Regions from separate parts of the Homo sapiens genome. Here region 2 is linked to region 1. A link is an interaction called in ENCODE POLR2A ChIA-PET data of the cell type or tissue named here. Cell type or tissue: CD4-positive, alpha-beta T cell. All regions are shown on one strand. Links, peaks and the distances in the headings refer to the core of each region. The heading gives the core; the rest is flanking DNA.

What was found. ChIA-PET counts read pairs that join two places held together with the same protein. Peaks named below come from ENCODE experiments on the same cell type or tissue, not always from the same donor. Only the 100,000 strongest peaks of a DNase experiment are listed, where the experiment ranks them.
Region 2: POLR2A ChIA-PET joins it to region 1 with 5 read pairs; 15 of 35 experiments call an interaction of 5 or more read pairs at or near these places.

What each region holds. Positions count from the first base shown.
Region 1 is chr3:177,149,790-177,152,709 of GRCh38, forward strand. All of the region lies in intron 1 of TBL1XR1 (TBL1X/Y related 1), which reads right to left. Among named protein-coding and RNA genes, the nearest start is that of TBL1XR1, 46 kb to the right of the region's middle. RefSeq lists enhancers at 1,556-1,605, 2,736-2,920. In CD4-positive, alpha-beta T cell, for the core only: no CTCF peak of the experiment used is centred there; a DNase peak (open chromatin) is centred at 1,372.
Region 2 is chr3:177,200,378-177,203,297 of GRCh38, forward strand. It overlaps a transcript of TBL1XR1 not described here. Among named protein-coding and RNA genes, the nearest start is that of TBL1XR1, 4.4 kb to the left of the region's middle. In CD4-positive, alpha-beta T cell, for the core only: no CTCF peak of the experiment used is centred there; DNase peaks (open chromatin) are centred at 984 and 1,474; H3K4me3 peaks cover 1,046 bases; H3K27ac peaks cover 1,298 bases.

The sequences.
Region 1 (2,920 bases), core at 324-2,823:
GAACACAGCCGTGCTTATTCATTTACATACTATCCATGGCTGCTTCCTAACAGCAGACTTCAGTACATGCCTAAAATATTTATTATCTAACCCTTAATCCTTTACATAAACAGTGTGCTGACCTCTGCTCTAAAATTATTCTAATATAACTAAGGAAACGTCAATTTAAATAAATCTTAAAGTGGGTATTAATATATTTGTTATCCCAGATTATCTACTTTGAGAACATGCCATATGTAGCATACTATACAATTTATTCAATATTTAAACCACAAAGTCCCGTTTTTTCTCTTATCTGATTCCAAACAAGAGTATCAAACTAGAATTTAGTGTCAAAAAGGGTTGTTTTCAGAACAATCAAGATGTTGTCAACCAAGAGCCAAATGCACCTTCTTAATTGTCTTCCCCAGAAACTGAAAAGCCCGGTAGTAAGGAAGATTTTTTTAAATTAACAAACTGGCCTTAGAGAGACATATGGAATGGTATTCAAGAATACAACAGAGGAGCAAACAGTGTGGTGTCAAAGAAGTTGATATTTGAACAGAGTACAGAGTCCTCAATTCCTTAAAACTCGGCAAAATAAGCCAGACAACAGGAATGTGCAGCTACTATGAAATGCTCCAAGCAGGATGGATGCCTTCATGCATGCCAAATCCAGAGACCAAAAGCTATCAGGTCACTAAAACTGAAAACTGACCAGTGTCTAATCCTTTCCTCCTCTTTCAGCAACTACAGACTGAGTTACCTAGGAAAACAAAACAAAATACGATGTCTCTTTGAAGTCCTCAGATTCAGGTACTGTTTTTCCATGTCACATAGTTTGATGTTGTAGAATGTTTCTTACCATTTCTTGGTAGTATTCCCAGCTCTACCTGACTAACCTCAACTCCCAAAATGACCTTGTGTGTGGAAAAATATGTCCTGTGTAGGCCTCTGTTTAGGTGCCATGCAGCTGAGCAGGCTCTAACAGAAAGTAATTATCTAAGGACGCTGACATAATTCCAGTTAAGGTAAGCCTGGAAGGTAATAGAGTGAGGTATTAATAAGGAGAAACAGTCACAAAGCTTTTTATTTTACCTTCATTTAAAAAGTAAGACACAAACTGGAACATGTGAGAATCTGAGATCGGACCTCACTGTATTGGAAGGTGAGTTGTTCAAAACTTAAAACATTCTTTCTTACAAATAAGGTTATAACTATACATAATATACTTGTTTCTGAGGTAGCTCAGAAAAGCCAGTAATAATAAAAACACATAGAATCACAGAATCAGACACTTTAAACATGCTGTTCAACTCCTTTATTTTATAGATAGCACCGCTGTGGTGAAGAGAAAGTTGAGTCACTTGTGAAGGGCCACAGTGGTATATAAAAGCAAAGCTGGGAAGAAAGCCAAATCTGTGACTGAGAGCCACACATTTTTCACATTGAACCACCTCTCCTGATGAAGTATTTTTCAAGTATTTATGTTTCAGTATAGCTTAACATTACCAGTGTGTATCAAAAGCAGTATTAAAAACAGTTGCATTTGATTTTCTTAGTTGATGATGGGGGTCCCCAACCCCCGGCTGCAGCTGTGGGCACCAGTCCACGGCAGTGGGGCCAGCATTACCACCTGAGTTCCATCTCCTATCAGATCAGCTACAGCATTAGATTCTCACAGGAGCGTGAACCCTATTGTGAACTGCACATTTGAGGGACTTAGACTGTACGCTCCTTATGAGAATCTAACTAATGCCTGATGAAACCACCCGCCTACCCTCTGTCCGTGGAAAAACTGTCTTCCATAAAACTGGTCCCTGGTGCCAAAAAGGTTGGGGACCACTGGTTTACACAATAAAATGAAAAACAGGCTGAGTGTGAAATCAGCTGTCCTCCAGAACACCTGAGGCATATGCTCTGTCTCAGCCACTGTGAAATATCAGACTAATTTTTCATCACCCAAGGATAAAAAGAATTTTCCCAGACGGGCACGGTGGCTCACACCTGTAATCCCAGCCCAAGGCAGCAGATCACCTGAGTTCAGAAGTTTGAGACCAACCTGGCCACCACGGTGAAACCCTGTCTCTACTAAAAATACAAAAATCAGCCGGGCGTGGTGGCAGGCACCCGTAATCCCAGCTACTCAGGAGGCTGAGGCAGGAGAATCACTTGAACCTGGGAGGTGGAAGTTGCAGTGAGCCAAGATAGCGCCATCGCACTCCAGCCTGGGGCACAAGAGCAAGAAACTGTACTCTTTTGTCCTAAATACTACTACTGAATACAATTTGTTCCAAGTTGATTCAAATGGGTAACAGTATGAGTGAATGAGAAATAAATTAACTATGATTATAGCAAATTAGAAGTTTAGATTATTCAGCCTGGCTATGTTGAAAACTTCTTCCAAAGATGCTCCCAGCTGTCACCCTTCTTTTTCAGTCCACGGAACCTTTTAAGTTGCTACATTCACTTTAGATTATGCTTTTTACTTTTCACTCCCAGATCTATCTTCTCATTAATTTCCCCAGAGCCAAGTACTTGACTAATTCAAGGCCCACCTTTTTTTTCAACAGTCTTCCTATTGTTGCCCAGGCTGGAGTGCAATGGCGCGATCTCAGCTCACTGCAACGTCCGCCTCCTGGGTTTAAACTGGGATTACAGGCACCCACCACCACGCCCGGCTAATTTTTGTATTTTTAGTAGAGATGGGGTTTCGCCATTTTGGCCAGGCTTGTCTTGAACTGCTGACCTCGTGATCTGCCCGCCTCGGCCTCCCAAAATGCTGGGATTACAGGCGTGAGCGTGAGCCATGGTGCCCGGCCGCCCTACCCTTTTTCTTAGCTTTTTGCAGAAAGCTGTCATCTGTATTTCCTCACTATTCAAGTCATGTTGGTCCTAGGTTCTATATATCTCTATATATTATTTTCTATATAGATTTCTC
Region 2 (2,920 bases), core at 185-2,684, 50 kb after region 1:
CTTTGATTTTTATATTCTGGAAACTATCTGAAACAACAGTGTGGCTTCAATGTTAAATACTCAGAGAAATAAACCATCACTCAAAGGTCATATGTATTGTCGCCTCGCCCTCTAGCTGTCCCAACATATCCAGCATAAAGGATCAGGGCTGCACCAAAATACAAGCAATGATTAGACTCACTGGGTGAGGAAAGGACAAAGAAGGAACTATTGTTACTAATATTCAGTACTTTGTCCTAATCTAACACTCCCATTACACTTTGAATTAAATGTTAATGTGTTTCTAGAAAGGAGATATTACTGTATTACTAAGAAATTGTAAAGCAAAGGAACACATTAAGTTCTCCGCTGGGTGTGGTGGTTCACGCCTGTAATCCTAGCATTTTGGGAGGCTGAGGTGGGCAGATCACTTGAGGTCGGGAGTTCAAGACCAGCCTGGCCAACATGGTGAAACCTCGTCTGTACTAAAAATACAAAATATTAGTCGGGCGTGGTGGCGGGTGCCTGTAATCGCAGCTACTTGGGAGGCTGAGGCAGGAGAATCGCTTGAACCCTGGAGGCGGAGGTTGCAGTGAGCCGAGATAGTGCCACTGCACTCCAGCCTAGGCGACAGAGTGAGACTCCGTCTCAAAAAAAAAAAGTTCTCTCTTGAATTTTCTAGCTAATTACTCAATGAAGAGAAACCTCATACCAGTAACTGTTATCAGAAGTTACTATATATTGTAAAATGGCTAAACAAATCCTGACTTGTTTTGCCGGGTGCAGTGGCTCACACCTGTAATCCCAGCACTTTGGGAGGCCGAGGCGGGCGGATCACGAGGTCGGGAGTTCGAGACCAGCCTGACCAACATGGTGAAACCCCGTCTCTACTAAAAATTCAAAAATTAGCTGAGCGTGGTGGCACATGCCTGTAATCCTAGCTACTCAGGAGGCTGAGGCAGAAGAATGGCTTGAAACCGAGAGGGGGAGGTTGCAGTGAGCCGAGATCTTGCCATTGCACTCCAGCCTGGGCGGGTGACAGAGTGAGATTACATCTCAAAAAAAAAAAAAAAAAAAAAACAAATCCTGACTTGTTTTATTTCAGTAATATTTTTCCGAGAGGAGTGTGGCATGGCAAGATAGCCTACACATTTGCAACTTTCATCGCTAAAGACATGGAACATTTTAAATTGAAACTGCTTCAATCCCAGGACTACAGGGTCTCATTACTATATATATTTTTAAATCATCATGATGTTTTAAATTGTTTACATTAGCTCATCTACATAAAGTATTCAAAACAAACTTAATTGTATAAAAAAGACATTTGATACCAAAAATATTCTCCTAGTGCTATAACTCATTTTATATTCTTTACTCACCCTGGAATTCAGTGGCTTTACGTCTGTAGCGTTTACCCCCAGGCGTCTTGCTGATACTCTGTGATGTTTCCGTTTCATTTTGACTTACCTTGTGCAATTCTTTGTGGTTCTTCCGAGATGAGGCACATGCCAACCACACATCTCAAGATGTCAGTACACAAGCTGCTTTTCTCCTTCAGTGCATAGCGTGTTGCTTGTGACCTTTCCTCATCAGTGTGAACCTTGTCACAGTTTTCCATGCTTCTATGACCCAATTTCATTACAACAATAAACTTTACTTGAGAGTCTTCATTTAAATTGCAAAAGAAACATACAACTATCTTACAAGTATTTATGCCTCTCAGATAATGAAAATAGCAGGTTGTATCCTGCGATTGTGATTCAGTCAAAACAGAAAACCAACCACACACACAGCATGTTGCTGTACAATCACTTACTTATACTGACCAGCCACATACTTTCTCAGGGAAGCACTCAAGGCCTAGTATTATATTGATGGTTTTGCTATTCATTCAATGTTTATTGAATGTTTAGTGTGCCAGGCACTGTCTCAGTAAACCAAAAACAGCCCCTACTCTTCACAGGGCTTACATCCCACGTTGGGTGAGGGTTGGGAGTACACACAGACTTTCAAAAAATATGTCTGTATTAGGCTATTGTTTGACCACTGTTAAAAAAAAAAAAAGGAATATAAAAATGGCTTAAACAAGATGAAAGCGTATTATCTTATGTGACTGTCATTCTGGAGTAAGATGTCAAAGACCTAGATTGTTCTATCTCAACATATATCTTCCATCCACTGGTCTAAAATGGTTTTTCTTGCTCCTGCCATCATTTTCAAATTCCAGCCATTGGAAAAGAAAACAGAAGAAATAGAGGGCTAGGCCTTTCCTTTCAGGACACATCCTGGCAGTTGCATTTATCACTTCCTCTAATATTCCATTAACCAGTGCTTGGTCTTATGACCACACCTAGCTTCTAGGAAGGTAGGTAAAAGACAACCAAGCTTAAATAAAATAAAGTGGGATAATGGGTATATATGTTATTTTATTGTATTGTGTTTTAGGCAGAGTCTTTTTGTCACCCAGACTCTAGTGCAGTGGTATTTGTGTCCAAAATTGGTGGGTTCTTGGTCCCGCTGACTTCAAGAATGAAGTCGTGGACCCTCACGGTGAGTGTTACGGTTCTTAAAGGTGGTGTGTCCAGAGTTTGTTCCTTCTGATGTTCAGACATGTTTGGAGTTTTTTCCTTCTGGTGGGTTCGTGGTCTCCTTGGCCTCAGAAGTGAAGCTGCAGACCTTCGTGGTGAGTGTTACAGCTCATAAAGGTAGTGCAGACCCAAACAGTGAGCAGCAGCAAGATTTACTGCAAAGAGCTAAAGAACAAAGCTTCCACAGTATGGAAGGGGACCCAAACAGGTTGCCACTGCTGGCTCCGGCAGCCTACTTTTATTCCCTCATCTGGCCCCACCCATAGCCTGCTGATTGGTCCATTTTATAGAGAGCTGATTGGTCTGTTTTACAGAGCGCTGATTGGTCCGTTTTGACAGGGTGCTGATTG